2 separate regions of the Homo sapiens genome follow, and region 1 is linked to region 2. A link is a loop called in an ENCODE intact Hi-C map of the cell type or tissue named here. Cell type or tissue: PC-3. All regions are shown on one strand. Links, peaks and the distances in the headings refer to the core of each region. The heading gives the core; the rest is flanking DNA.

Evidence for each region. Hi-C counts contacts between places; a loop is a spot of excess contacts. Peaks named below come from ENCODE experiments on the same cell type or tissue, not always from the same donor. Only the 100,000 strongest peaks of a DNase experiment are listed, where the experiment ranks them.
Region 1: it touches region 2 in a loop (3-fold over the local background); 5 of 110 quality-filtered maps call a loop at or near these places.

What each region holds. Positions count from the first base shown.
Region 1 is chr1:91,919,634-91,935,186 of GRCh38, reverse strand. No RefSeq gene overlaps it. Among named protein-coding and RNA genes, the nearest start is that of BRDT, 22 kb to the left of the region's middle. In PC-3, for the core only: a CTCF peak has its summit at 7,726 (motif pointing right); a DNase peak (open chromatin) is centred at 7,726.
Region 2 is chr1:91,730,584-91,746,136 of GRCh38, reverse strand. TGFBR3 (transforming growth factor beta receptor 3) reads left to right here. Exons shown (of 17, transcript NM_003243.5): 5 at 11,178-11,361. Among named protein-coding and RNA genes, the nearest start is that of TGFBR3, 150 kb to the left of the region's middle. RefSeq lists a silencer at 1-105 and enhancers at 8,183-9,382, 13,311-13,605. In PC-3, for the core only: no CTCF peak of the experiment used is centred there; a DNase peak (open chromatin) is centred at 8,966; H3K4me3 peaks cover 737 bases; H3K27ac peaks cover 1,875 bases.

The DNA of each region.
Region 1 (15,553 bases), core at 5,557-10,556, 190 kb before region 2:
ACCTCAGCCTCCCAAAGTGCTGGGATTACAGGCATGAGCCACTGTACCCATCCTCACTGGTGTTTTTATAAGAAGAGGAAATTTGGATACACAGTGACATCAGCAGTGCCAGTGCATAGAAAAAAATCATGTAAGAACCCACCAAGAAGGCAGCCATCTGCAAGACATGGAGAGAGGCCTCAGAAGAAACCAAACTTGCCAACACCTTAATCTTGGACTTCTTCACTCCAGAACTGTAACAAAATACATTTCTGTTACTTACAATAACTAGTCTGTGGTATTTTGTTATGATAGCCCTAGCAGACTTGTACAGAAGAGTACCTGTAAAAAGTCTATCCACTAAAGAAATCTAGAGACATCATGATGGCAGATGGGCAAACATTAGAAGCATTCTCCTTAAAACTGGGAATGAAGGTTGCACAACATAGTGAAACCCCATCTCTGAACAAAAAAAAAAATTAGCCAGGTGTGGTGGCACGCATCTGTAGTCCTAGCTCCTAAGGAGGCTAAGGTGGGAGGACTGATTCAGCTCAGGAGTTGAGGCTGCAGTGAGCTGTGATCATGCCACTACACTCCACCTTGGGTGACAGAGTTGAGACCCTGTTTCAAAAAAAAAAACAATTAAATTAAAAAAAAAAAGAAGCCTTGGCTGGGCACAGTGGCTCACGCCTGTAATCTCAGCACTTTGGAAGGCCAAGGTGGGCAGATCGCGAGGTTAAGAGATCAAGACCATTCTGGCCAACCAACATGGTGAAACCCCATCTCTACTAAAAATACAAAAATTAGCTGGGTGTGGTGGCGCATACCTGTAGTCCCAGCTACTTGGGGGGCTGAGGCAGGAGAATCGCTTGAACCCAGGAGGTGGAGGTTGCAGTGAGCCGAGATCACGCCACTGCACTCTAGCCCAGGTGACAGAACGAGACGCCATCTCAGAAAAAAAAAAAAAAAAAGAAGCCACCTTCTTTTTGAAATGTTGAAGGTTAGTAGTAGGCACTGTACTATAGACAACTATTGTCCAAGACAACTTTTTGCAAGGACAGACATGTTCTATATCTGCACTGTTCAGTATGGTAGACATTAGCCACGTGTAGCTAGCTGTTGAGCACTTGAAGATGGCTAGTGCTATCAGAAACTGAATTCTAAATTTTATTTAATCCCAACGAATTAAAATTTAAATAGCCACATGTGGCTACCATATTGGACAATACAGTTTTAAATTAAGGAGATAAAAAAAAGGAGATAGATGTCTTGAAAGTCTTTTCAAAGAGAAGCTTAAAACCTATATACAATACTTCCTTTACAAAATTTATTATAGATAAGAACTCTCAAAGCTAGTTCTCTGCAACTCCTACTCATTAACACTTTAAGCATTTGAACTTTATAGATAACACTCAGAGACAAAAAATAAATGTAACTTTATTCAGAGAGACCTCTTCTGTTCACTTTGGGAGTATTATAAGTAGATAAATGTACTTCACTAACAATAATCCCTTCAGTTTATCTACACACCATTAAGAGACCGAATATGTAAGGTACAGCATGGAAGAAGCTATTTGTAACACACATAATAACAAAGGTTTTGTTTTCAGAATATGTGGAGAACTACTGTAATCAATAAGATAATGGCAGACAGCCCAGTAGAAAAATGGGGTGCTTGACAAAGATGTCCATGTGGCCAATAAACATACAAAAAGGTACTCCATATCATGAATCATCAGAGAAATGCAAATTAAAGTTACAGCACGAGCCTGACATGGTGGCTCACACCTGTAGTTCCAGCACTTTGGGGTGCCGAGGTGGGAGGATCGCTTGAGGCCAGGAGTTCAAGACTAGCCTGGCCTAACAAAGTGCGACCCCCCATCTCTATTATTTAGAAAGAAAAAAAAATTTTTTAAAGGAAAAAAAATCATAGTGAGATTGCATTACACACCTACCAGAATGGCCGAAATGTAAGACGCTGATATCAAATATTTGTTTTTGTTTTTGAGACATGGTCTTCCTCTGTTGCCCAGGCTGGAGTGCAGTGATGCAATCACGGCTCGCTGCAGCCCCAACCTCTCCGGCCTGAGCGATCCTCCCACCTCAGCCTCCTGAGTAGCTGGACTACAGGTACATGCCACCATGCCTGGCTTCACTGTTTTAAATAGTATCAGAGAATGTTAAGTGCTTAGGAAAGACACATAAAATATGTCAAGGGAAAACTATAAAATGTTAAGAGACATTAAAGAATACCCAAATGGCCAGGCGCGGTGACTCACGCCTGTAATCCCAGCCCTTTGGGAGGCCAAGGCGGGCAGATCACGAGGTCAGGAGACCGAGACCATCCTGGCTAACACCGTGAAACCCCGTCTCTACTAAAAATACAAAAAAAAAAAAATTAGCCGGGAGTGGTGGCGGGCGCCTGTAGTCCCAGCTACTCGGGAGGCTGAGGCAGGAGAATGGCGTGAAACCGTGAGGCGGAGCTTGCAGTGAGCCGAGATTGCGCCGCTGCACTCCAGCCTGGGGGACAGAGCGAGACTCCATTTCAAAAAAAAAAAAAAAAAAAAAAAAGACCCAAATGTAGAGACACCATGTGGCCATGTGAAGGAAAATTCTGTATCTTAATGATGTAAGTTCCTTCCATACTGGTCTGTAGATTCAATGCAATTCAGACAACACTCAACAAGGTTTTTATAGAACTTGACAAGATTATTAAAAAATGGATAAGGAAGAGTAAAGGTCTAAGAATAGCCAAGAATCTTCTGAAAAAGAAAAGCAAGAAGGGAAATTGTCTTCTCTTATATTAGGATTCATTATGAAGCTATTTTATTATAGATAGGAACTCTTAAAGCTAGTTCTCTACAACTCCTACTCACTAACACTTTAAGCATTTTTATTTTGTAGATAACATTCAAAAACAAAAAAAAAATTAAGTTTATTTAGAGAGACCTCTTCTGTTCACTTGGGAGTGAATTTAGCTACTGTGATACAAATTAACCAACATAATAGAGAAACCCATTTATGTTTGGACTTTGGTATATATTGGAATGCCATGTCAGGTAAGTGGAAAAAGGGGAGATTGGTCATTTAATACAGCTGAGAAAAATGGTTATCCATTTGGAAAAAAGATAAATTGAATTTCTACTCACACCATAAAATTAAAAAAAAAATCAACTCCAGATGGATTAAAAACTTAAATGTCAAAAACAATAATTTAAGAAAACTTTTAATAGAAAACATAGGTGACTTGGTTGGGAAAAAGTGTCTTAAGACAGTAAAAATGTTATGTATAAAAAGAAGATGTAGATAAATTTGACTGCTAAAATCAAGGCCGGGCATGTTGGCTCCCACCTGTAATCCTAGTAGTTTGGGAGGCTGAGGTGGGAGGATTGCTTGAGGCCAAGAATTCAAGGCTAGCCTGGGCAACATAGTGAGAACCCCCATCTCTCCAAAAAAAATTTTTTTTTTGAGATGGAGTTTTGCTCTCATTGCCCAGGCTGGAGTACAATGGCAAAATCTTGGCTCACTGTAACCTCCACCTCCTGGGTTCAAGTGATTCTCCTGCCTCAGCCTCCTGAGTAGCTGAAATTACAGCCACCCACCACCACACCCAGCTAATTTTTTTTGTATTTTTAGTACTTTTTTTTGTATTTTTGTATTTTTGTATTTTTAGTATTTTTAGTAAAGATGGTGTTTCACCATGTTGGCTAGGCTGGTCTTGAGCTCCTGACCTCAGATGATCCCACCCACCTCGGCCTCCCAAAGTGCTGGGATTACAGACATGAGTGCCCAGCTAAAACATTTTTTTTTTAAAACCTGGATGTAGTGGCACACGCCTGTAGTCCCAGCTACTTGGGAGGCTGAGGCATGAGGACTGCTTGAACCCTGGAGTTCAAGGTTGTAGTGAGCTGTTACTGAGCCAGCCTGGGTGACAGACAGAATGAGAATCTGTTTCAAAAAACAAAACAAGGCCTGGCACCGTGGCTCACACCTATAGGCTGAGGCAGGTGGATCACCTGAGGTCAGGAGTTCGAGACTGGCCTGGCCAACATGGTGAAACCCCTGTCTCTACTAATAATACAAAAAAATTAGCTGGGCGTGGTGGCGCATGCCTGTAATCTCAGCTACTTGGGAGGCTGAGGCAGGAGAATCGCTTGAACCTGGGAGGCGGAGGTTGCAGTGAGCTAAGATTGTGCCACTGCACTCCAGCCTGGGCAACAAGAGTGAAACTCCGTCTCAAAAAACAAACAAACAAATAAAACAAAACAAAATAACAAAACAAAATTAAGAATTTCTGTTTGTCAATAGACATCTTTCTAAATGCAATGTATTATCATCCTGTGTTGGATCCTGGAACAGAAAAAAGACCATGTTTTCCCCCTGCCTCAGTGATAATAACAGGGTAGGCCAACTTCTCTCTTGGTCCATAGGAAAAGGGGGTATTCCTTTCTCTGTCTGTTCTCTGTAGTAATCTTTTTTTTTCCATAAAATCTTTCAGAAAAGATCTAGTAATTTTAGTAATACTTGAAGATTGACGGGAAACATACATTAACAATTTCTTTGTAGAACAAAAGTGATAGAAAACCTCAATTATCTGACATAAAAAAGGTGACACATCTTCATATCCCCAAATAGTTGCATCTTTTATTAGCCAGTACTATCCATGTAGGAGTCATATCTGACAAAAAAGTATAACTTTTAAAGACTAAAAACCAAGTCCAAAGCATATCAGTTTACACGCTCCTCCCCCACCACCACCAAATAAAAGACAAATGATTGTACCATCATTATTAGGAAAGATGGAATGATACCTTTCCATCACCCCACTCCCCTGTGCATGATTTCTCACTGGATGACTCTTCCTGTGCCCCTCCCCATCTCAGAATAGTCTGAATTCTGTCTGCTCTCTACGTGCCTCTTGCTCAGGTTTACAGGGTCAGGATTTCTTACCCTTGCCAAGCATTGGGCCCACTTAATTTGTCCTCAAGATACTGGTCAGTTACTCTCCTGTGGCCTAGCTACTTCTTTCCATCTTGCTGACCACCTAATTCCTAGATCTGCATCCTGCTTCTAGCCCATCATGATGATCTGTGTTCTCTTCATGGTCCCATGAGGCTCACTTCCAACCCTGCTTTGCAATTTTGAGAATTCCATAGGTCCACTGTCATTTTCCTGGTGGTGATGTGCAAAAGCAATGGACTAAAAACCCAAGGATCAGCCAGGTGCAGTGGCTCACGCCTGCAATCCCAACACTTTGGGAGGCTGAGGTGGGTGGATCACCTGAGGTCAGGAGTTGGAGACCAGCCTGGCCAACATGGTGAAACCCAGTCTCTACTAAAAATACAAAAAAGTATCTGGGCGTGGTGGCAGGCACCTGTAATTCCAGCTACTCGGGAGGCTGAGACCAGAGAATTGCTTGAACTGGGAGACAGAGGTTGCAGTGAGCCGAGACCACGCCGTTGCACTCCAGCCTGGGAAACAAGAGGGAAACTCCATCTCAGAAAACACAAAACAAAACAAAACAAAACAAAAACTCAGCGGTCTTTGTTCTAGGACCAGCTCTGTCACTAACCAGTGAAATCTTGATTGATCTGATTTTCCTCTTTTGTGAAACAGGAAACCTGGATTCAATCATCTCCAATTTTTCTTCCCCTTTAAAATTCTCTGAGTCTCTAATCCCAAGTATGGCCTCTTGACTCCTGGTCTTTCTTGGCTTTTGGCCCAGACCAAGATCACTGTTCCTGGACCCCAGCCCTGCCCTGTTTTCCCTGCCTCCATTCCTGCCTGACCCTGCATTCTTCTGCAGCCCGGCATTAGCATAGCTCCTCCTGCCAAATGCCACTGCCTTGTCTCCAGCTCTCCTTCAGAATTTGTACGTTTCCTTATGATATTATTTTATATGCATATGTTTTATCTCCTCAGTTGAATTATAGGTGACTTTAAAGCAGGAGCCCTGTCTTGTAACCTGCCTTTTCAGGTTACCTGCATATAGTGGACATTCAGGAAGTATTTATTTCTTCATTGAAGAGTGTCTTGAGAATTTATGTACTATTGTGAAAGCTTTCTTTTTTTCAGAGACAATCCTAAGTAAAAATAGCTTTGGTTTGCCTGATATAACTTGTTTCTCTCTCTCTCTCTCTCTCTTTTTTTTTTCATTTCTTTTCTTGGTTGTTTGTTTTGTTTTTGAGACAGTGTTGCCCAAGCTGGAGTGCAGTGGCGTGATCACAGCTCACTGCTGCCTCCATCTCCTGGGCTCAAGCGATCCTTCTGCCTCAGCCTCTCGAGTAGCTGGGACTACAGGTGTGTACCACCACACTCGGCTAATTTTTTTTATTTTTAATAGAGATGAGTCCTTACTATGTTGCACAGGCTGGTCTCATACTCCTGGGCTTAAGCAAACCTCCCGCCGTGGCCTCCCAAAGTGTTGGGATTATAGGCGTGAGCCACCATGTCCAGCCTGATGTAACTTGTTTCAGTGTAAAGATGCCATGCATTCTTTCTCTATAACCCTGAGTTCTCTTAAAAGAGCTGTTTTTATAAATATTTTGAACAATTTTATATTCTTATGGTAACCATTTCTCACCAGGCATTCTATTAAACTTGTCTCTCAGGTTATTTGGTATTATCTTTTGTTTGTGAGAGAGTTACCCAGGATTATAGGTCACTCCACTACTTAAAATCACACTGTGACTCCCATCTCACCTAGAAATCCCAATGCCAAGTCTGAAGTCCTAACCATGGCTACACCAAGCTGGCATCCCCACCACCTCTCTGACCTCGTCCCCTAAAACCCGCCTACTCACTCTGCTCCACTGGCTTCCTTGCTGCTTCCTTGCTGTTTTTCAATCACATCAAATATTTCCCAGCATCAGGAATTTGCCCCTTCTGTTTCCCCAGCCTGAAATACTCTCCCTGCACCCAGGCCTTCCCTGACAGCCCTGTCTGAAGTGGAGCACACATGGCCTTGCCAGTCACACTCGATTCCCCCTGCTCAACTCCATTTCTCTTCATTAAATTCATCATCAACTAACATATTTTGTATTTATCTGTTTATTGTTTATCTTCCCCACTATAATGTAAGCTCCATTGAAAGCAGGAACTTGTGCTGGCTTCTCTGCTGTATCCCCAGCAGAGTAGCTCCCAATAACTACTCTCATGTGCAATGAATATATGCTTGAAAAAAACCAGACCTGACTTGAAAAAATGTGGTGTTAGGCAGGTCATAAATTTTAGTTCAAGTAAATTTAAATTATCTAATTATGTTTCCGGTGCTGTGTTTTCCTACTGCATTAAAGATATAAAGTTAATAGATTCAGTAAATATTGAAATTAATTGGATAAATTGGGTGCCAGATGTGGTGGCTCATGCCTGTAATCTCAGCATTTTGAGAGGCCGTGGCGGGAGGATTGCTTGAGGCCAGGAACTTGAGACCAGCCTGACTAACATAGCAAGACCCTGTCTCTACAAAAAAAATTTTTTAATTAGCCAAGCGTGGTGGCATGGCACCTGTGGTCCCAGTTACCTGGGAGGCTGAGGTGGGAGGACCGCTTGAGCCCAGGAGATTGAGGCTTCAATAAGCTATGATCATACCACTGCACTCCAACCTGGGCAACAGAATGAGATTCTGCCTTGGTTCGACGTTTCCAAAAATATGAACAAGGTTCCTTTCACTTATTTTACCTTAATACCAGAAGCATAAATATTAAAAATGATTTCTTCTTTTAGCCACGAGGTGGCAGAATATGCACACATACTTTGTCAATGGCAGCGTTATTCTGTATCACCTTTTGGAAGCAGTAATACTACTGCTTTATATTTGAAGAGTACATTATAGCAGACAAAATACTTTCACAAACTGTGTATATATACACACATACGTATGTGTGTATACACACACACACATATGTGTGTGTGTGTGTGTGTGTGTGTGTGTGTGTGTGTGACGGAGTCTCGCTCTGTCGCCCAGGCTGGAGTGCAGTGGTGCAATCTTGGCTCACTGCAAGCTCTGCCTCCCGGGTTCATGCCGTTCTCCTGCCTCAGCCTCCCGAGTAGCTGGGACTATAGGCGCCCGCCACCACACCCGGCTAATTTTTTGTGTTTTTAGTAGAGACGGGGTTTCACCATGTTAGCCAAGATGGTCTCGATCTCCTGACCTCGTGATCCACCTGCCTCGGCCTCCCAAAGTGCTGGGGTTACAGGCGTGAGCCACCGTGCCTGGCCCACAAACAATATTTTATGATGCCCCTGTGAAGTAGGGAAGACAGTCAGGGCTCCTGATCATGTGACAGCATGTACCTGGAAGTTTCTGCCTCTTAAATGATGAGTGCTTTTGAGTGTATTTTCTGTGGAGAGCTGGTGTATGCAATTCACATGAGCATTAATGAGAATTGTGCGTGCACTGAGCCCTGGATGGATCTGGAATACTGAAGTGAAATAGCAGAAAAATTACCTACATGTAAAAACTAGCACTTAAATTCATTAAATATTGCTGTTAAGTTTTCTTTTTCTTTCTTTTGTTGAGACAGGGTCTGGCTCTGTCGCCCAGGCTGGAGTGCTGTGGTGCAATCACACTCACTGTAGCCTTGACCTCCTGGGCTCCAGCAATCCTCCTATCTTAGCCTCCCCAGTAGCTGGGGTCACAGGTGTGCGCCACCACACCCGGCTAATTTTTATAATTTTTGTAGAGGTAGTGTTTTGCCATGTTGCCTAGGCTGGTCTTGAACTCCTGATCTCAAGCAATCTACCCTCCTCAGCCTCCAAAAGTGCTAGGATTACAGGCATAAGCCACCATGCCCAACCGCTGGTTAGGTTTTCCAAGTTTACCGTAAGCAACTGATTGGTGTCCTTTTAGCACAGACTTCTATTGGCAGAAAAATGATTTAACAAAGTTCACTTGATTCATTGTACTTTGCTATAGTGCCATGTGGCATATAAGAAAGAATTTAGGCTTCAGAAGCTGGATTCTTGGGTGTGGTCCTAGTTTAGCTGCTTACGGGTTATGTGACCTTCAGCAAGTGATGCTGAATTTTTGTATTTTTAGTAGAGACGGTGTTTCACCATGTTGGCCAGGCTGGCCTCAAATTCCTGGCCTCTGAGCCTCACTTTCCTCCTGTGTAAATGAGTATAACACCTGCTTCATGGAGTTGGTATGAAGATGAAATGAGATAATGATTATGATAGTGGTTTAGAAAGTAAAATCCATACATGCAGGGTGATTGTTATGATCACTAAAGGCAGGGGAAAGGCATGAGTTTTTTTTAAGATGGAGGGCCTGGGCTTTGTCATTGCTAGCTGTTGACCTTGGGTTACTTTATTCATATTGTTGGACCTCAGTTTTCTTACTGGAAAAAAAAATTGAAGGAATCAGCAAATTTTTATTATTCTCCTTCCTTCCTTTTTTCTATTTCTCTCTTTCTCTTTTTCTCTCTCTTCCTCCCCCTCCCTCTCCTTCTCCCCTCCCTCTCCTTCTCCCCTCCCTCTCCTTCTCCCCTCCCTCTCCTTCTCCCCTCCCCTCCCCTCCCCTCCAAGGTCTTACCCTATCACCAGGCTATAGTGCATAGCTGCATATATATAGCTGCATATATATAGTGCATAGCTGCACATTCTATAGTGCATAGGATCAGCTCCTGGGCTCAGGTGATCTTCCTGCCTCAGCTTCCTGAGTAGCTAGGACTATAGGTATGCACCACCACACCTGGCCTAATTTTTAAAATTTTTTTGTTTTTGGTAGAGATGGAGCCTCTCTATGTTGCCCAGGCTGGTCTCAAACTCCTGGGCTCAAGTGATCCTCCTACCTTGGCCTCCCAAAGTGTTGGGATTACAGGCATGAACCACCTCACCCAGCCTAAGTGGTGGCTCATGCCTGTAATCCCAGCACTTTGGGAGGCTGAGGCAGGTGGATCATGAGGTCAGGAGTTCGAGACATGCCTGGGCAATATAGTGAAACCCTAGTTTCTACAAAAAATACAAGAATTAGCTGGGCATGGTGGTGTGTGCTTGTAGTCTTGGCCACTCAGGAGCCTGAGGTAGGAGGATGGCTTAAGCCCAGGAGGCAGAGGTTGCAGTGTGCCAAGGTCACGCCACTGCACTCTAGTCTGGGTAATAGAGGGAGGCTCTGTCTCAATGATAATAATAAATTTAAAAAAAATCTTCAAATTAGCTCATTCTGGGTTATCCAAGTGGGTCCTAAATCCAATGACAAGTGTCCTTATAAGAGACACTCAGAGGACAAACACAGACAAAAGTGGAGAAGACCATGTGAAAATGGAGGCAGAAATTGATGATACAGAGATTCCAGACAGCTGAACACACAGAGGTTCCTGGAGGGTGGCGCACCCAGGGAGGGCATGGAAACTCCACACCCTTCACCCATACTTTGCCCTACGTGTTTCTTCATCTGTATCCTTTGCAATATGCTTTATAATAAACCGGTAAACACAAGTAAGTGTTTCCCTGAGTTCTGTGAGCCACTCCAGCGAATTAATCAAACTCAAAGAGGGGGACATAGGAACCCCAACTTGAAGCCAGTTGGTTAGAAGTTCTGGAGGCCTGGACGTGAGACTGGTGTGTGTGGGTGGGTGGGGGGCCAGTCTTGGTCTCAACCTGTGGGATCTGACACTATTCCGGTAGACAGTGTTGGAACTGAATTAGAAGACACCCAGATGGTGTCCACTGCTTGGTGTCCAGGGGAAAATAAACCCATACATATGGTCACAGAAGTCTCCTTTTGTGTTGATGATTGTTGTGGTGTGAGAGTAGAGGAAAAACACAGTTAGAGTTTTCCCTACACAACTGATGTCAGTGAAGCAGGATTTGCTGGAATGGCTCTGACTCATGGAAACATGTGGTTTGGGAAGAGAAACAATAAAAGGGTGGGGATGAGAAATCTTTGATTTCTGGGTGGCCACGTGGTCACCCACGGTATGAAGCCACAGCTGTGTTGAGATCAGTTACTAAAGGTAAAAGTTACAAGTGGAGTTAAGATATTTAATTCATTGGTTATTGTTATCTGCAATGGCTAAAATGAAAGTAAAAGATGGTGCTGGGTCAGGACTTGAGGCTGACCAACCTCAGATGTGGGTCTGTCTGAGCTCAGGCCACTAGCCTCAAAGTCACCCACAAAGGAGAAAATTATACAGGGACAACAGAATGTGCCTCTGAGATCTGTGGTTACCAAGAAGGTAGTCAATGTGAAGGAAGGGCAAAACCAAGTAACTATTGAAACCAGAAGGAGAGTGTGAAGGAATCGTTCCATTTTGTAGACTGGTGTCATTGGCTTCCTGAGGATGCTTTACTAAAATGGATTATGAGAGTGACTAATTCAGGGGAAGAATGCAGAGTGGAAGGACATGTTTGGGGTGATGCAGGACCCACAGACACATAGGAAGTTATTCCTGGCCGGGCGCGGTGGCTCACGCCTGTAATCCCAGCACTTTGGGAGGCCGAGACGGGCGGATCACGAGGTCAGGAGATCGAGACCATCCTGGCTAACACGGTGAAACCCCGTCTCTACTAAAAATACAAAAATTAGCCGGGCATGGTGGCGCGCGCCTGTAGTCCCAGCTACACGGGAGGCTGAGGCAGGAGAATGGCGTGAACCCGGGAGGCGGAGCTTGCAGTGAGTCGAGATCGCGCCACTGCACTCCAGCCTGGGCGACAGAGCGAAACTCCGTCTCAAAAAAAAAAAAAAAAAAAAAAAAAAAAAGGAAGTTATTCCTGAGGCAACAGCCAGCCTGGTGGAGTGGATATAAGCCTCTGTAAGGTCTGTTTATCCTGAGAAGAAGGTCTGCCCGAATTCACCTATAAATGTCAAGTGGAACACCCCTGATGAGGCAGCTGATGTGCTTTGTATTCAAGCCATGTGGTACTAGCTTTGGGATGACCAGGATATTCACCTGATGAATGTGCCTGTTAACCAGGTCAGGGTAAATGCCGTGATTAAGGGGGCCCCTTCTACCTGGGGACCCCATGTGATATTACTCCTGCAGACTCCAACTACAGAGAAGCCTTAACAAATTTGCTTTGTGGGTCTTACAGATGTTAATAAAAGCATTAGGTTAGTTAACAAGAGAACAGGGAAAGGCAAAAGGGAGAGTCAAAGTACTTATTGTAGGATGGTGGACTTTTTTTTTTTTTTGAGATGGAGTCTCGCTCTGTCGCCAGGCTGGAGTGTAGCGGCATGATCTCAGCTCACTGCAACCTCCGCCTCCCGGGTTCAAGCGATTCTCCCGCCTCAGCCTTCAGAATAGCTGGGACTACAGGTGTGCCACCACCACACTCAGCCAATTTTTATATTTTTAGTAGAGACAGGGTTTCACCATGTTGGCCAGCATGGTCTCGAACTCCTGACCTCAAATGATCCACCCACCTCGGCCTCCCAAAGTGCTGGGATTATAGGCGTGAGCCAATGCACCCAGCCAAGAAATTTTTTAATGGTTATTAAGAAATATGGTGAATAAAGAAATAAGATGATGGGGTGAAACTATGAAGAAAAAAGAAGGCTGGACAACAAAGCAAGACCCCATCTCTACAAAAAAAATGAAAAAATTAGCTGAGCATGGTGGCACACACCTGTGATCCCAGGAACTTGGGAGGCTGAGGTAGGAGGATCACTTGAGCCGGGAGGTCAAGGCTGCAGTGAGCCATGATCATACCACCGCACTCCAACCTGGGCAACAGAGTGAGACCCTGTCTCGAAAGAAAGAAAGAAAGAGAGAGAGAAAGAGAGAGAGAGAGAGAGGAAGGAAGGAAGAAAGGAAGGAAGGAAGGGAGAATAAGAAAGGAGAGAGTCATGGGACTCATCCCAGCATGGTGGAAATATTTAGATGGCTATTAAGAAATGGAATTAATAAAATGAAAATTGATGAGGTTACAATAAAAATCTTAGTTCTATCGTAGGTTGAGTGAACCAAATCTTCTGGGTCTCCCACAATTAAAGGGCCCAAACCAGTTTGCTGTGTTTTTCTCAGTTTGGAGAGATTTAAAAAGCGGGAAGGCAGAGGTTACAATGAAAAATCTGATCCGAAATTGCTTAGGGCAATAGTCGGGCAGACTAATCAAGATAAAGATTGACAAAAGAGGCAGGGTCCTTTGGCTCAACCCTTGGCTGGGGACCCAAAGACTTTGGCACAAGAGAGGATAAAATGGTCTGGGGGTGAGGAAGAGTTCATGAAACTGGAACATAAAAATGGAGGAGCCAGTTATGAAAGTTGGTGTATTTGAATACACTTCACGTGAAGTGGTTGCATTTTTTTTTTTTGAGACAGAGTCTCACTTTGTCGCCTAGGCTGGAATGCCGTGACACGATATCAGCTCACTGCAACCTCTGTTTCCCGGGCTCAAGTGATTCTCGTGCCTCAGTCTCCTAAGTAGCTGCTACCACGTGCTGTCACGCCGGCTAATTCTTGTATTTTCTGTAGAGACAGGGTATCATCATGTTGGCTAGGCTGGTCTCAAACTCCTGAGCTTAAGTCATCTGCCCACCTTGGCCTCCCAAAGAGCTGGGATTATAGGCACGAGCCACCGCACACAGCAGCATCTCTTCTACCTGATTGTATCATGGGAATGAACATTTTATCTGATTGGGGAATGTTTTCCCTACCTGGTACTGTAAAACATAAGGCATGTGAATCTGTTTTTCAAACATTAATTGGACACGCTAAATGGGAACCAGTAATATTGCCCAAGCTCACACAGTGCACAGTAGAAGCTAGAGTGCTGGTAGGGACAAATTCTCCACTTTCTAACCCCCGGTGGAGTATTTCCTGGAGTTTATGGCAAAAGCCTCTAGGCTGGGCGTGGTGGCTCATGCCTGTAATCCCAGCACTTTGGGAGGCCAAGGTGGGTGGATCACGACGTCAGGAGTTCCAGACCAGCCTGGCCAACGTGGTGAAACCCCGTCTCTACTAAAAATACAAAAATTAGCTGGTTGTGGTGGCTAGGGGCTGTAATCCCAGCTATTCGGGAGGCTGAGGCAGGATCACTTGAACCCAGGAGGCAGAGGTTCCAGTGAGCCGAGATTGTGCCACCGCACTCTAGCCTGGGCAACAATAGCGAAACTCCATCTCAAAAAAAAAAAAAGCCTCTGAACACCTCCCAGCAACAACTACTGGAACCTTTGGACTAGAGAATTTCCTCTTGATGGGCCTTGCTATGAAACATTAGCTGAAGTTACCTGTATACCACCTGAAATACCCATGCTGTCTCGGGTGATGTCAGAGAAACACTTTTTTTTTTTTTTGAGACAGGGTCTTGCTGTTACCCAGGCTGGTCTCTAATTACTGGGCTCAAGCAATCCTCCTGTTTCAGCCTCCCAAAGTGCTGGGATTACTGGTGTGAGCCACTGTGCCTGGCCAGAGAAACATTCTGTTTGTTTGTTTTTTTTGTTTGTTTGAGACGGAGTCTTGCTGTGTCGCCCAGGCTGGAGTGCAGTGGCACGATCTCGGCTCACTGCAAGCTCTGCCTTCCGGGTTCACGCCATTCTCCTGCCTCAGCCTCCCCAGCAGCTGGGACTACAGGCACACGCCGCCACACCTGGCTAATTTTTGTATTTTTAGTAGAGACAGGGTTTCACCGTGTTAGCCAGGATGGTCTCAATCTCCTGACCTTGTGATCCGCCCGCCTCTGCCTCCCAAAGTGCTAGGATTACAGGTGTGAGCCACCGCACCAAGCCCAGAGAAACATTCTAATGGGGACACAGTGCCCAGAAGAGTTCGTAGTAAAATGGAAATGGTTTATGGAGGATCATCATGTTACCTGGGGAATGCAGGGAGTTGCTTTTCCACTATGGCTGACTCTGGAACTATGTGAGAAACTGCGGGATTCTACAGTGCACAATAAACAGCTCTCAACCGACTAACCAACAGCCGCTTGGTTTGTGGGTGGCAATTCCAAGGCACAAAATGCCAGGAAGAACTATTCTGTATCTCAGCAAGAGAGACAGGGACTGCTGATGGCTGTGGAACAGAGTCTGTGATGGGAAGGCCCCGATCATAGCTGGCAAGTGAGACTGATGCCGGAAGCCCTGGGGGGCTATACGTGGGTCTTCACAGGAATAGATGCTGACTCACATGGGCTTTGCTTATCCAATGGAAATGAAAACAGAGTGCAAAAGAAAGAAAAACAGAAGACGTTGCCTGGATTAGGACGGCCAACCATCATTTCTTCAGATTAAGGAACACACTGTACAGCGCAAAATGTCCAACAATGGGCAGAGAGATACCCTCTTTAGAGTAATAGTTTGATGCAGAAGTAGACTGGCAATTGAAACATTGTCTAAATCAGGGAGAGATAAGAGCATGCTGGGCTGGCTTACATACCTTCATAAGTGTGTGCTCACACTCAACACGAGTGGGACTAGAGTGGCCCTGCTAGGTTTTTTGTTTTTCTGGTTGATCTGAGGAAGGGAAAGGTGGTTGGGGAGGATGCTGGTTTTCCTTACCAAGGGAGGAGTATGCCAGTATAACAACTATAATTTTTTCTTTCTTCCTGAAATCATCTCGAAATTTTTCTTTTCTCCCTTACCTGATGCAGTGGTCCCAGGGCCAGGGCTGCAAGTACAAGTGCTGGATCAGCA
Region 2 (15,553 bases), core at 6,356-11,355:
CAGAGCTTTCCTCTTGGACGTGTGTAAACATGCAGGGTGTTAAGAACATGGGGCGGTTTCAGTCATTTAGGTTTTTTTTATATTTCAGCAAAAATTAAGAACAGGATGATCATCATGAATGTTTTGAGAAAAAGTAATAGTCAAATATGTTTTAAGTCATTTTATTGGAAGAAAGTAATCTGGTTTGGGGTACTAAATAAAATCACCCAAGAATTTTTAAATGGCTGCATGGATTTGTGTTTCATGAATGCATGATTGGCAGATACCATCATCACATGGCTCATGAATATGTAGCTTTGCAAATTATGAACCTAGGTTCACAGGCATGGAAGTTATTATTTCTTTGAAATGAAGCTTTTTTAAAAGGCATTGAGTCATGATATATGTTAATAGAAAACATGTTTCGGATTGCATTTCACATCACATGGCTTCAGAGGAAATAGGCAAGTGGGGTCCTCCCAGGAATTGGGTAGGGAGAACGTGTGATTTTCCTCTTTTAAAATGCAGGGTTCAGTCTTCATTTGGAAGGTAAATATTTCAGTGCTGTTCCAGTATGTTTGTTTTTGCTGGACTTTGTGTGTCCAAAATACATAAAAGCATAATCTTTGTAATGCCTTTCTGTGTGGGGGCTGTGATGAGTTCTAGGGCCAATCTGTAGATCCCACTTAAACCTCAACTGAGATTCTTGAGGAATACCTATTCTCCTTTACCGTGTGTCTTTTCCCCCTGGAACTGAGCCAGCAAGTTCTTGGCATGGCAGGTGTTTCTGAAATATCAGTGTGTTTTTCTTTGCTTTCTTTGTTTTCCTTGTTTTGCTCTTTCTATTTTCCTAAGCAGGCAACTCCAAAAAGAGATTTGTTTGTGCAGGAGTCAGGAAAAGGGAAGAGGAATACTGAAAGCTGGGAGTAGGGCAGGACAGAAGAGGGGGAGGAGTCTATTTTCATTGTGTAAGTGTTGAACTTCCACCAATGCCAAAGTCACGGACATGTGTGCAGTTGGATGTGCGAGTTAGAGCAGCCCCAAGGGCCTGTAACCTGAATAGCAGGCACTCACCCAGCTGATAACTCAAGTTCCAAATGGACCACAGCTGAGTTGTAGGGGATGTGTGTGTGTGTGTGTACGCGTGCGTTTGAGATTCCTGGAACAGATTTCCTCTGAGATCTCAACAGGCTTTTTCATTATCATTGGGGAGCTATGGTTTCTCTTATTTCACAAGGCCCATTTCTTCCTTTTGAGATGTGCAAGGAGATGACTCCATCCATGACTTGGCTTTACACTCTCCCTCTTGGCTTTTTATCATCAGTGCAGAGGAGAGATTCTTGCTCGTTCTTCAAACAATCTCATTCGAGCTTTATAAAGATTATTGGAGTTTAAATAATATTCATATCTATGGCCTAGAACAATGTTCCTCAAGTATGCGTCAGAATCATGAGTGGTAGAGGGAGGATTATAATGTAGTTTCCTACATTTCTACCTCCCACCACCCTGGAGTCTGCATTTTAACGTACTTCTGTCTGAGGATCAGACTTTGGGAAGCGTTGGGCTTGAGATGTTTTCTTGACATTGATTTATGTTGAGACCAGACCAAGAAGCAGATGGATGGACATGATCAGTTCATAAACATGTTCCTTTCTTAGGGTCAAATTGGAGGAGGCTCTAGAGAAGCACTGTCCAATAGAAATATAATGCCAACAATATATGTAATTTTAAGTCTTCTATTGGTGCATTTAAAAAGTAAAAGAAGGCTGAGTGGCTGGGCATGGCTCCTCGTGCCTGTAATCCCAGCACTTTGGGAGGCCGGGGTGGGCAGATCACCTGAGGTCAGGAGTTCGAGACCAGCCTGCCCAACATGGTGAAACCCCATATCTACTAAAAATACAAAAAATTAACCGGGCATGGTGGCAGGTGCCTGTAATCCCAGCTACTCGGGAGGCTGAGGCAGGAGAATCGCTTGAACCTGGGAGGCAGAGACTGCAGTGAGCTGAGATCGTGCCACTACACTCCAGCCTGGGTGATGAGCGAAACTCCGTCTCAAAAAAAAAAAAAAAAAGTAAGTAAAATTAATATTAATGACACTTTGTTTAACCCAGTAGATCCAAAATAATATCACTTAAACTTGTAATCAGTCAATAAAAATTAATGAGATAGGGATTTTTCTTGTGCTAAGTGGTATGCATTTTACATTTATATAACACAGGTCAATTTAACCAGCAACATTTCAGGTTCAGGTACTTGATGGTGCCATGTGGCCAGTGGACACTACATTGGATAACAGCTGTAGAGCAATGATGCCTTCGCTAACCCCCTGGCAGACACGTGGTTGCTCATGGCATTTGTTCCCATTTCTCCACTGCTCCTGAATATGACCTCAGAATCCTTCTCAGCACAGAACCTTAGGCAGGCACTGCCAGTTAATTGGACATCAAGATTTGTTTTATTTATCAAACAAATACTTAACAAGTATCTTTTTTGTACCCAACACTTGGGGTATACCCATGGACAATGCACACTAAGATCCCAGCCTCTGAAGGAACCTTCTAGTGGAAGGAGTTGGGCAATAAGCATATTATATGGCATTTTAGAAGGTGACAAGTACTGTAGAAATAAAATGTAAAGTGAGTTTGGGAAAATCAGAATTCCTAGAGTGGGGCTGGGTGGTGGGGTTGTAAATTTAAATGGGCCCATTGAGAAGGTAACATTTGAATAGACTTGAAGGAGGTTGAGGTGAAACTTAAGATGAGACTTAATATCCACTTTTGATCTAGGGTGGCCTGAAGTTTCCTCAAGACTTCATCTGGGAGCATTCTTTTTGGGGTAGGGGTCAAGGAGGCAGGAGGATGGGGATGTGTGGCACTATCCACAGCAAGTTCCTCTCCTCACCACTGAAGACTAAACCAACGTTGGGGAGGCCCAGAGAGAGGCTACAATGCAACCTGCCAGGTGGTGAGTCAGCTGATGTGCTAAGTGCTAAAGCAAAGAACCTCAGTGCCAGGAAAATGGTGTCTGTGCTCATTAGCTGGGACTTGTACACTTCACTCAGGCTTGGGAGATCAACCTTGAGGCTTCCGTGGATCCGCTGAGGACTTTAAGAGTTAAAGCTTAAAGACAGGTGTGGAAACAAAGGGCTGGTTGCCTCTTTGGCTTTTTTCATGTAGTTTTGGATGAGGTTGTTGAACCTGATCCAGAAAAAATAATAAACTTGGCTGTGGTTGCCTAGCCGTAAGTTCTTATAATAAAACTCCCAGCAATTGGCAGATAGAGTAATGTTCTGCTCTTTAAAAAAGTCTGGTAGCATAACCTGAATTTCAAATACAAATGTTGTGCATGGTTCAAGTAGGGAGGAGCATTCAGGAGAGTCCAGGGTGCACCTCAGCATCCCAGGATTTGTTTGACTGTAAAGTGCTTCATGGTTCCCCTTCAACAAACGTTTACTAGGAATTGGGACCCTTGGAGCCCAGTGCTCTGTTCATTCCCACAGGAAGACATTTGTCATGTCAGGGAATGTTAGAGGATTGGGTTTTAATTAGCAAGCAGGAGGAAAGTTCATTGGGTTGTGGGGAAGACATGGAATTACTAAATATGCTTTAATAATTGGTTTTTAGGTGGAGTTATTAGGTGAAAAATCAAATCATTAGCTTTAAAGCTTGGCCAAAAGCTCATTTCCTGGGCAGTAAGGGAAGCAATGAGTTTGGGTAATGGGAATGAATCAATTATGGTGTATCTTTTCCTGTAGGTAACAACATTGAGCTTTCATTCAACAAGCAATTATTGGGTCCTTGCTTCATGCCCAGCACTATGCCAGGCCCAAGGGATTCAGAATGAACAAGGTTTTTTCTTGGCCCTCGAGGTGTTGCTCTTTGTCAAATGAGGGTGGCAGGTATGCTGATAAATAGTTGCAGTCCATGTGAGAGAGGGATGGACTAAAGGTCTGTACAGTCACTTGTGTGCAGCTCATTGTGAGGAGAGTAGGGAGCCTGGGAGGCTTCACAGAGCAGGTGATACTCCTGGGAGGACACAGAACGGTTTGCCATGGGAGCAAGGTAGGATAGACGGGTTCAGGCAGGGTGCAGGGTGTAAAAAGACCCAGGAGTGTGTGGCAGCATGATGTGTTCTACAACTGTGAGTAGTTCTTGGGTATGTGGGAGGGTGGCATGAGATGAGGGCGGGCAGAGGCACTTCAGTCATGCGCCATGTTAAGATGCTTAGGTGCCATTCCGCTTTATCATGTGTTTACTTTTTAGAAGGATTACCCAGGTGACAGTGTGGAGGAGGGGTAGAAGGAACAGGAATAGCGGCTGGGAGGGTAGAAAGTTACTGCAACAGTTTGGTTGAGATTATAAGGACCCAAAATGGGACAGTGTTGTGGCAAGCCTCCAGGGATAAGGTGGAAGATGGGGCATGGAATAAATAGTCTCCTCCTCTGGCACACAGCTCCTCCAACCCTCATCATCTCTGAAGTGTTAAGTACCTTTTTGTATGCTGGTGAGATGACTGGTGGCTGGGGCTCCTGGATAGCCTCTGGATGGGGGCTGGTTGCCAAGGGAACCAACCATGTGATTAGAGGTTAGAACTTTCAGCCCACCCCTCTGAAGGAGGGGAGAAGGGCTGGAGATTGACTTAATCATACATGACCAATGGTTTTATCAGTCATGCCTGTGGAATGAAGGCTCCCTAGAAATCCCTGATCTGTGGGGTAGGGTTTGGAGAGCTGCTGGTTGGTGAGCATGTGGAGGTGCCGGGGCGTGGGGGAGTGGCGCTCTCCGAGAGGGCACAGAAGCTCCTCACCCCTTCCCCGTACCTTGCCCTGTGCATCTCTTCCATCTGGCTGCTGTTCTTGAGTTGTATCCTTTATCATAAATGAATAAACTTAAAAGTATTTCCTTGAGTTCTGTGAGCCATTCTAGAAAATAATTGAACCTCAGGGTCATGGGAACCTATGATTTATAGCCCCACTATCAGAAGCATCTGAAGAGGGGCAGTCTTGTGGGACTGAGCCCTTAATCTGTGCGGTCTGACCTATCTCCAGGTAGATGGTATCAGAATTACATCGAAATACACAGCATCAATTGGTGTTCTGAGTTGGAGAATTAGTTGGTGTGGGAAAAACACCCAGACATGCGATGTCAGAAGTAAACTATTGAGAGTGGTGTGAGCATAGAGAAAAATAGGTTGTTTTTCTCCTATACACTCTTGCAGTTATCTTCCTTGCAGTGATGATTGCAACCCTTTCTCATATTAGACAAAATTATTTTCCCTACATTTCTTATGTGTTTTGCTATTCTCTTTATATCCTATGTTCTTCTACAAGCCAGACTCTGATAAGGGTGCTATGCCATGAAAATTAATGCAGTGTCTGGAGCATGGACTGGTAGACTAGAGGAATGACCTGGAAATATCTTGTCTTCATTTCAGCAAATGATATGATTTGGGTCTATGTCCCTGCCCAAATCTCATGTTAAATAGTAATCCTGTGACCGGGCACAGTGGCTCAGGCCTATAATCCCAGCACTTTGGAAGGCTGAGGCAGGTGGATCACCTGAGGTCAGGAGTTCAAGACCAGCCTGGACAACCTGGTGAAACCCTGTCTCTACTAAAAATACAAAAATTAGCCGGGCCTGATGGTGGACGCCTGTAATCCCAGCTACTTGGGAGGCTGAGGCAGGAGAATCAATTGAACCCGTGAGGTGGAGGTTGCAATGAGCCAAGATCATGCCATTGCACTCCAGCCTGGGCGACAGAGCGAGACTCCATCTAAAAAAAAAAAAAAATTGTAATCCCAGCTGGGTGTGGTGGCTTACACCTGTAATCCCAGCACTTTGGGAGGCCGAGGTGGGTGGATCACCTGAGGTCAGGAGTTTGAGACCAGCCTTGCCAACATGGTGAAACCCGTCTTTACTAATAATACAAAAATTAGCCGGATGTGGTGGCACACGCCTGTAATCCCAGCTACTCGGGAGGCTAAGGCAGAATAATCTCTTGAACCTGGGAGGTGGAGGTTGCAGTGAGCCGAGATCGCACCATTGCACTTCAGCCTGGGTGACAAGAGCAAGACTCCATCTCAAAAAATAATAAATAAAATAAAATAAATTGTAATCCCCAGTGTTGGAAGTGGGGCCTGGTAGTAGGAGGTGATTAGATCATGGGGATGGGAAGATTTCCTCTTTTGTGCTGTTCTCGTCATAGTGAGTGATTTACCACGAGATCTGGTTATTTAAAAGTATGTAGCACCTACCCACTCCCTCTCTTCCTCCTGCTCCTGCCATATAAGTCACGCCTGCTTCCTCTTCACCTTCCACCATGATTGTAAGTTTCCTGAGGCCTCCCAGCCATGCTTCCTGTACAGCCTGTGGAACCATGAGCCAATTAAACCTCTTTTCTTTGTAAATTACCCAGTCCCAGGTATTTTTTTATAGCAGTGTGAGAATGGACTAATGCAGCAGGGTTCTTGGTGGGTTGTAGCATGATGCCCTTACAAAGATGAGGAAGGTTCTGTGAGGTCCCTTGGTAGTTGGCTGAACAACCTGGAACCCCAGCAAGGACTGCTAATGTGCTCAGGTTAGTGTGGGAGTGTACGTATGAGTCACAGACTTCAGCCTTGTCTTGGTCAACCTCTCAGGGATTTAGATGAAAGTGCAGAAGGTGTGCTATAAAATTTAATTATTTATAGCTAATAAAATAAGGATTTTTACATGGTCTCTTCAGACTTGAAATATGGGTCTGAAGAATAACTATAAGACTTTGCATTTATTTTGGGAGAATTATGGGTATAAGGATAGGATAGAAAAGCCTCGAACTGGTGAAAAGACCTTGGGGGGTTAGGTACCATCATCTCTACCATCCTTCCTGGTGTGAGTGACCACTGTTTCTCACCTGAATTATTCCGGAAGTCTACTAATGATCTCCTGCTTTTTGTCTCCCCTTAGACTCAACATAGCAGCCAGAGCCATCCTGCGAAAACATTTGGTAGATGTTTCAATAGTCCTTACAACGGTCTACAAGGTCCTGTTGGGCCTACTGGTCTCCTCTGGGACCTGTGTCCTACCAACCTTGCCTCAGCCCTGTGTCCTACCAACCTCCTCTCAGCCCTGTGTCCAGCCACACTGACCTCCTTGGTCTTCCTTCACCATGTCAGACCTTACACTTGCTGCGTCTCAACTGTGAATGCTCCTTGCCCTGATGTTTGTGTGGTTTGTTCTTTCGTCTCCTTTAGGTCTTTAACTTCTCAGTGACCTTATTGTGCTCCTCTGGCTGTCTTATTAGACTTTAATCTCCATAAGGGCAGGGAATTTTTTCTGTCATATTCTCCACTGTGTCTCTCCACTGTGTCTCCAGCATGGAGAACAATGGAGTAGGCAGGCACTCCATAAATCTTTGTTGGCTCTATGTTTAAAGCATAGATTAGTTTATTAGGCTGTTCTTGCATTGCTAAAAAGAAATACTTGAGACTGGGCAATTTATAAGAAAAGAGGTTTAATTGGCTCATGGTTCTGCAAGCTGTACAGGAAGCATAGCACCAACATCTGCCTCTGGGGAGACCTCAGGATGCTTTTACTTATGGAGGAAGATGAAGCAGGTGCAGGCACTTACACATGGCAAAAGCAGGAGCAAGAGAGAGAACGTGTGTCGGGGGAGGTGCCACACACTTTTAAATGAGCAGATCTCACGTGAACTCAAGACGAGAGTTCACTTATTACCAAGGGGATGGCCTAAGCCATTCATGGGGGGATCTGCCCCCATGATCCAAACACCTCCCACCAGGCCCCATGTGAAACGTTGGGGGTTACCATTCAACATGAGATTTAGGTGGGGACAAATATGCAAACTATATCAATTAGTAAATATGAGATCATAGCAGGGTTCAGCTGATGCCAAAGCTAATGTGGATGCTTCATGCAGTGTTCACATATATGGAGAAAGAGATTTATTATAGGAATTGTCTCATGCAATTATAGAGGCTAAGAAGTCCAAAATCTGCAGAGCCAGTGCCCCAGTTCCAGTTCGAAGGCCTGTAGGCTGCTGTAGCACCGGGAAGAGCTGATGTTCCAGTTTGAAAGCCATCAGGTAGAATTCTTACTTGTGAGAGAGTCAGCTTTTTGTTCTATTCAGGCCTTCAACTGATTGGATGAACCCATACATGTCAGGGAGAGAAATCTGCCCTACTCAATGTACTAACATTTAAATCTCATCCAAATGCATCCTCACCAAAATACCCAGAATAATGTTTGGCCAAATATCTGGGCACCTGTGGCCCAGTCAAGTTGACACATAAAATGAACCATCACAGTATGCTTCTCAGACCATACCTGGAGACCTTGAATCTTGTCCCGACACCGTCTTTCAGAGACTATCCTGTTGACGCTCTGACAACCAGGGTATCTGGGGCAGAACTGAAGAAGCTAGGGGTGTTGCCCTGAAAAAGCAAACATGTGATTGAGGTCAGATGACACCTTTAAACACCTGAAGTCTTGTCTCATGGAAGAAAGACGAAGGAATTCTTTGTTCTAGTAGGCATGGCTCAGACTAGTGTATAAAAAATGAATCTAACAGAACAGAAATCTGCTGTCTTGGGAGCTAGTGAGGTCTTCTTTCTGGAAGGGTGCAAGCAGAGGCCAGCTGTGACCAGGAGTCAGAAGTCTTAAGTTCTGGTCTGGGCCTGGTGCATGACTCTCTGGCCTTGGGTAGGCCATTAGACTCTCTGAGGTTTCCGCTTTTCTGCTGTAGAGGTCACCGTAGCCTGCCTCACAGTTCCGCAAATCAGATGGAAATAACATCTGAACAATACCTTCTAAAACAACACCTTCTAAAACTCAGCTGTAGCCTTGTCAGGGTCAGGAGAGCTGGCAGTCAGGAGGGGAGTGCTAGCTCACTCCTTGCTGAAGCTGAAAATTTCCACTGACCTGCAGTCAGGGACACCTCACTGCAGCTTTGCTTTCTTCTTATTGGAATGTGCCTGAGGAGTGGCAGTTAACTCCAGTTCCAAATTCCTCAGCCCTGAGTGTATGAAGCTTATTGCTGCTGGCCCGTGAGGACAACAATGCCTGGAGGGAGCAGAGGGAGTTGTTCCTCCTCCACGAATCAGCCCCATCACCAGCTTCATCACGGCATCGCTCTTTAATTACTTCAGGACACAATTCGGAGTTGCCGTTGATATCTTCTGTATTTGTGCTGTTTGCTTTCTTGCCTCTGGAATGCACCAGTGTGACATCCCGCTTTCCGCTCTGAAAAACGTACTCTGTGTATAATGTATATAGGGTTGCTGTAGTTTATGGCCACAACATGAATGAGAAACAAGAAGCAGAACATCCAGGGTTTCTCGTCTAAACATTCAGAACTGTGCTGGCAGTGGGACAAAGGCCTCTGGACTGTTGTGGGTTTTGGTGACAGCCTTGATAAAAATGCCTTTTTAGTACAAGTGAAAGGAAGATTTTACTACAGTGCAAAAGTCAAAAAATTAGATAAACATTGTTGGAAGTTCAGTGTTGATGAGTAGCTAAGCCTCAGAGAAGTTACACTTAGGTGGGCATGGTTATTTTTTGGCAGGAAAATGACCTAGGATTTTTTTCTTATTCAGGCGACGTCAAAACAAGGTTAGAGCTACATGTTCCCCTCTGGTTTTGTTTATAACTGGCATCAGGACATTCAGAAATGATCGTGACTACACTTGACAGCACTGATACGTAGTAAGTGTGCAGTCAGTGGTAGCTGTTGTGAGTAGCTTTGGTTTACACCGAGTTTATTAGTGATTAATTCAGGGCTTCCACAGAGCCCTGTGTAGTTCTACACAGCTACCACTGACTGCACACTTACTACGTATCAGTGCTGTCAAGTGTAGTCACGATCATTTCTGAATGTCCTGATGCCAGTTATAAACAAAACCAGAGTGGAACATGTAGCTCTGTACCATCTGTGTGGCCCGGGCATCAGGATATCTAGAAACTTTTCAGGTGATTCTAGTTTTCAGCTTGCAACATTAGTAGGTCATGGAATCAATTAATTGAAGTACTTTTTTTTGCCAGCGTTTTTAGAAGATACGTTTATATAATTGTATAGAAAATATTAATGCCTAGCACAGTAGCTGGGAAAATATAATTTTGTGTGTGTTAAAAATGCTGCTGTGATAGAACCACTAATAAAATCCCTGCCCTCGACTTGCTTCTTAGTCTTACTTCAGAAACTGCATGCTTTTCGTTATGAATAAATGGTTCATGTGAAATTTAATACAAGACATTTATAGTTCTATGACCTGAGAATTTGTGAGCCTTCTTGCCCACATTTTGAGGTTTCACTCTGACATTGAAAAAATCAGTTATTTTATAAATGCTAGCCAACAAAAATGGCATACATATTTTCACCAGCAACTAAATTTGATTATAGCACAGCAACAAGATGATGATTTTCCTCCTTTGGATGTGTTAATTACACATATACCATGATATGCTAGGTCAGCAGTGGTCTAAATACATTCAGCAAGAATGAGGTACTTGCATACGTCATCCTGAAAGTTTTATTAGATCAGTTTAACAGCCTCTTGACTTCATTATCTATGGGAATTTGGGGGTCTTACACAATAAACTGTTACAAACATTCATCTCACTCTTATGAAATAGAGCAATGTGATAGAAAGGCTGGCAACCTTTGGCCATTTTTATCTCAGTGCTGAGGTGAACATAAACCAAGAGGACTCTCGCTGTTTCCCTATTGTGATGACTCTGTTGGCAGATGCTGCAACTGTGGAAGACCTGAAAGTCGTGATCAGTTGCTAGCAGGACTTTGGGATCACTTGTCTTGATCCTGAAGCTTTTTATAAGCCCACGAGAACATTCATCAAGGCTTCCCACTTGACTTGAAATACATTCATTGTAAGATTGGTCTTCGATTTAGATTTCTTGGAAATAGCAGTGATAATTCTTACGATTACTCAATGTGCAATGCAGTCCGTCCTCACAAGGTTCTTTCAGAGTTCAGAGGGACATCCTGCATTGGTAGTTTTGCCTTTGTCTGGGAGGACTAGGCTTGGGATTATTCCTTGAATCCGCTGCTTAAAAACGCTGATCTGCTTGTATAACAAAGGGAAGAGGTTCGATTTACAAGCACTTCGATTTGAGAAGTACTTTCTCTAATTATGATTCAGCTCCGGTGACTGCACCATGTTAAATACGCAATTCTCTTTCCTCTAGGTGTCTGAGGGTTCTGTGGTCCAGTTTTCATCAGCAAACTTCTCCTTGACAGCAGAAACAGAAGAAAGGAACTTCCCCCATGGAAATGAACATCTGTTAAATTGGGCCCGAAAAGAGTATGGAGCAGTTACTTCATTCACCGAACTCAAGATAGCAAGAAACATTTATATTAAAGTGGGGGAAGGTAAATTTTATGTGGCTTCAGTTAATGACTGATTTATGACAGGCAATTGTTTTCTTTTCTGAAACCAGGTGGTTAGGGCAAGGAATCACAGAATTACAGAATGTTGGACCTGGAAGGGACCTGAGGGGTCATTTGGCCCCAGGCCTCTCCACCGCCCCCCATATTCCCTCCCTTCTTTTTTCCTCCTGGGGAAGCAGGCCTGGTTATGGCCAAGTGAAACACAGGGAGGAGCAGGGGGAGAGAGGAGAAGGTTGTTGTGTGGGATTTAGAAGACACCCATGCACAGAAGTCAAAAAAAGTAAGTGGAGGTGAGAAGCTGAGGGTGTGGGAAGGAGGTGATGACTGATGGAGTGGAAGAGCTGGCAGAATGAATGGGTCAGCAGGTGGCTTCCTCTTACCTGTGTTCTGCAAACGTTTGAAGCCTGTGTCAGTTTGTGGTGCTGAGACATAGGTTACATTTTGGACAATAGCAAAGGAAAAGTATTTAAATATATTTTTAGTACAAATGACTATTACAAGGACAAATTATTGGAGAAAAGAAGTGTAGGGTCTTGATAAGAGATTGCCTATTTAAATTTCCTTGCATTGCAAAGGGATAGAAATATCCAGAAACCCAGTTTTGAAAGCCTTTTTTAAAACAAAAACAAAAACAAAAAACCTTCTCTTTCTTTCTCATTCTTTCATTCTTTCATTCTTTTCCTCCCTCCCTCCCTCCCTCCCTCTCTCCCTCCCTTCCTTCCTTCAACAGGGTCTTGCTCTGTTGCCCAGGCTGGAGTGCAGTGGTGCGATCAGTGCTCACTGCAGCCTCAACCTGCAGGGCTCAAGTGATTCTCCTGCTTCAGTCTCCCAAGAAGCTGGGACTACAGGCATATGCCATCATACCTGGCTAATTTTTACAATTTTTTGTAGACACAGGTCTTGCTGTGTTGCCCAGGCTGGTTTTGAACTGCTGGTTAAGAGATCCTCCTCCCTTGTTCTCTCAAAGTGCTGGGATTACAGGCATGAGCCACCGCACCTGGCCAGACCTTTTTTTAAAAATCATTATTTTCAGTTGAGTATATTTGGAACCCCCATAAGTTACTAGGAAATAACTCTTGTGAATGGGTCCTTGTTATAGCTGGCTGATTGTGTGAACACTGCGTTTAAGGTCTTCAGCATCCAGCTGCTTTCTGTTAAATTCTACAGCAGCTGTCACCTCCTCATAGACAAGACAGGGAAGGGTGGGTTAGTGAACACTTGATCCCAACTCTTATTTGGATCTGGGCTGCTTTAAAGTGTGTGAGAGACAGAGGCAGGAAAGGTGGACGTGGACGTCGGAGAGGATGCTACGTGCAGAAGCCATTTCAGGGGCCTTCACGTGCATCCCACTTAACCCCACAGTAACCCCAGGAGGAAGATGTCATTTCCACCGTTTTACAGAGGGCTTAGTGGAGGGCTAAGTGAACCTGCTCACATCCAAGTTACTAACAAGTGACAAAGCCAGAACACAAACCCAGGCTTCCTGACTCTTGAGTTTAACGCTTGTTGCCTGAGCTGTACTTTAAGTCCTAGCCAAATAAGCATAACTCAAAAAGGGAAGTGGTCCACCTGGATGAACATCCTTGTTTAGTTGAGGCAGAGAGAAGGGGACTTAGAGGAGGGCTGGGCTCAAAAAGTCTAAGTTTGTTTCTGTACTCTCATGATAGGTAGCTAATAACAGAGGTCAAATCCCATTGAGACAAAATGAAAAATTTCTTTTAATAAAGACTCTAAGCCCTGGCCAGCGGGCCGCGTTTCTGAAGCAGAATTCTAGTAGCATGAAAGAATGTTGATTACCCCTTGGAATTTGTTAGAATAAGAAAATTTGTTATAATAACATTTAGAATGTTGGACTGTGTTCTCTCGGCAGTGCATGAGCTTCTTTCTAAGCACAGTAGTCACTTACCCTGAGAGCCACGGGTTGTCACTTAACTGGTTCAGCCTGTGCACACTGGGTAGGGGAAGCCAACTTAAAGGACCTTGTGTCTGGTGCAGTAAAAACTGTTAACTCCTTGGTAACACCTTCGGAACCCCTGAAACTTGACTCCAGCCACCAGTTGAGTATGAGTCACCGGGCCATGCCGTGGAGAGAGGAGCAGTAGGGAAAGGAGGTTCCTTGGTGAGGTCAGTGGACCATAAAGTGATATGTTTATCACCACGGCTCAGACTGCACTGAGCAAGCTTCATCCCCCACTTCCCAGAATCCGACCTGGCTCTACCTTTCTTGTACCCAGCGATCGCAGGCCATGAGGCCTGGTTGCTCTAACCCGAGCAGTTCTCAGAGTGTGGTTTTTGCCCCAGCAGCATCCGCATCACTTGGGGACTTGATGGAAATGCCAGTTCTCAGGCCCAACCCAGACCAACTGAATCAGGAACTCTGGGGGTGGGACCCAGCAGTCAGTGTTTCAATCAGCCCTTTAGGAGATCTGATGCTTGCTGACGTTTGGGAACTGCTCTCATCTATATACCCAGAATGAAAGAATTTAAGAGTTTTGCTCTTATCCCAGCTGGTCTTGCTGCGAGGCTTCAAGCAACATTGACTTACCACCAGAGCCTCAGTTTCCACAGCAGGAAAATGAGGTGTTTGCATTACCCCCCAGGTTCATTCCTGCTCTCAGAGTATATCCTTCTGTGTCTCAAAGTCATTTGTCAATCTTTCCCTAAAATACAAATAAGCATGTGACTCCCCCTGCCCCCAAACTTGCCAGGTTTCTACCCGGGAATTCCCCTTTGTGGTTTCCTTTCTACTTGGCACTCGGTATAAGTTTTGATGCCAGGCATTCGGAAAGTCATTGGGGAGCGGGGGAGAAACCACACACAACAAAAGTGGTCAGCTTATTCAACTTAGTGACAATGGCTTCTGGGACTAGAGCCCTTAATAACATCAACTTTTGAACAATTAGACCTTTCCTAGTGGCTTCACATGAGTGAATATTTTGTTATTTGTCTCAAATCTCACATCATTGTTTGTTAATTCAGGAAACCTATACCATATGCCCACTATGTGCCAGATACAAGCCAGGCACACCTATGAACTGGATATGCCGGCCACAATCCCAGGAGGGCCCTAGTCTCTTGAGTTCCAGACTGTCCTGTCCCTGGCCCATAGACGCTCTTTCTTAATTAAATTTCAACCTTGCCGTTCCAATATCATTTTCCATCCTGTGATGTGGGGGAGGCATCCGCAGGGCTGCAGCTGCACGGTGTGCATACCTCATTTGCTCATCTGGCAAAACCCTCAGCAGATGTGGAGGGAGGCTGCTCTAGCAGCCTGAGTCAGTGGAGCCTTGAGCTTTTCTCTCTGAGGGGGAGGGGAATTAGAGGAGACTGCAGAGTGCAAACCCAATGCTCTCTCGCAACGAGCCGACAAACAGAGGCTTTGGTCCCCTTTGTTCTGGGGTGGTGCTGGGGGTGCTGTGGTGGCCAGAGCCATGATGCCCCAGTGTGTGCTGCGGACCTCAGCACAAGGGAGGTTGCACAAGTGGGGAGGGGGAGGGACAGTATCAACCCAGTCTTGGGACCCCCTGGTTGGATTCCTTACTCCAAAGTGAGACTTCCATGTGGACTTGAACCCTGGCATCCTGTCCTCAAAATGGAAAAGGCAGAAGTCTGTTTTATAGTAGTGCCAGGCCTCTGATTAATTATCCCTTCTGAAAAAAGCATGCTACACCTAGAACTTCCTTGACACTGGTCCCAGCTGTCACACTGCCAGCAGTTTCTTTCAAGTTCTGTTGAAATATTTAAGCCCGTGGATGGAAATCCCATCAGCCGCCGTGCTGTGTAAATGGCATGTGCCGTTGTGGGAGTGTCTTCAGATTCTGGTACTTGCATCACTTTCCCGGGTGGAGGTGGTGAGCAACTCTCAGCACAGTGAGATAATGTTTGCGAAAGCACTTTGTAAACTGTAAAGTGCCATATAAACTTGAGTTGTCTGTGTTCAGATTGTGAGAAAGAGTGAAAGTCTGCCTTCTTTATTTCCCCCAAATTCCTACCTTTCATCTTCAGAGTATAAAGTGCTGTGAGGAATACATATGAGGGAAAGATTAATTCTACATGGGGTGTCGGAGGATTAATTAGGTGGTTGCTTCTCCTGATAGTTGAAATAACAAATATCCAAGGAGGAGTGCATTTGGGGATAGAATGGATTGAATGTTAAATACGCTGACCATGAAAT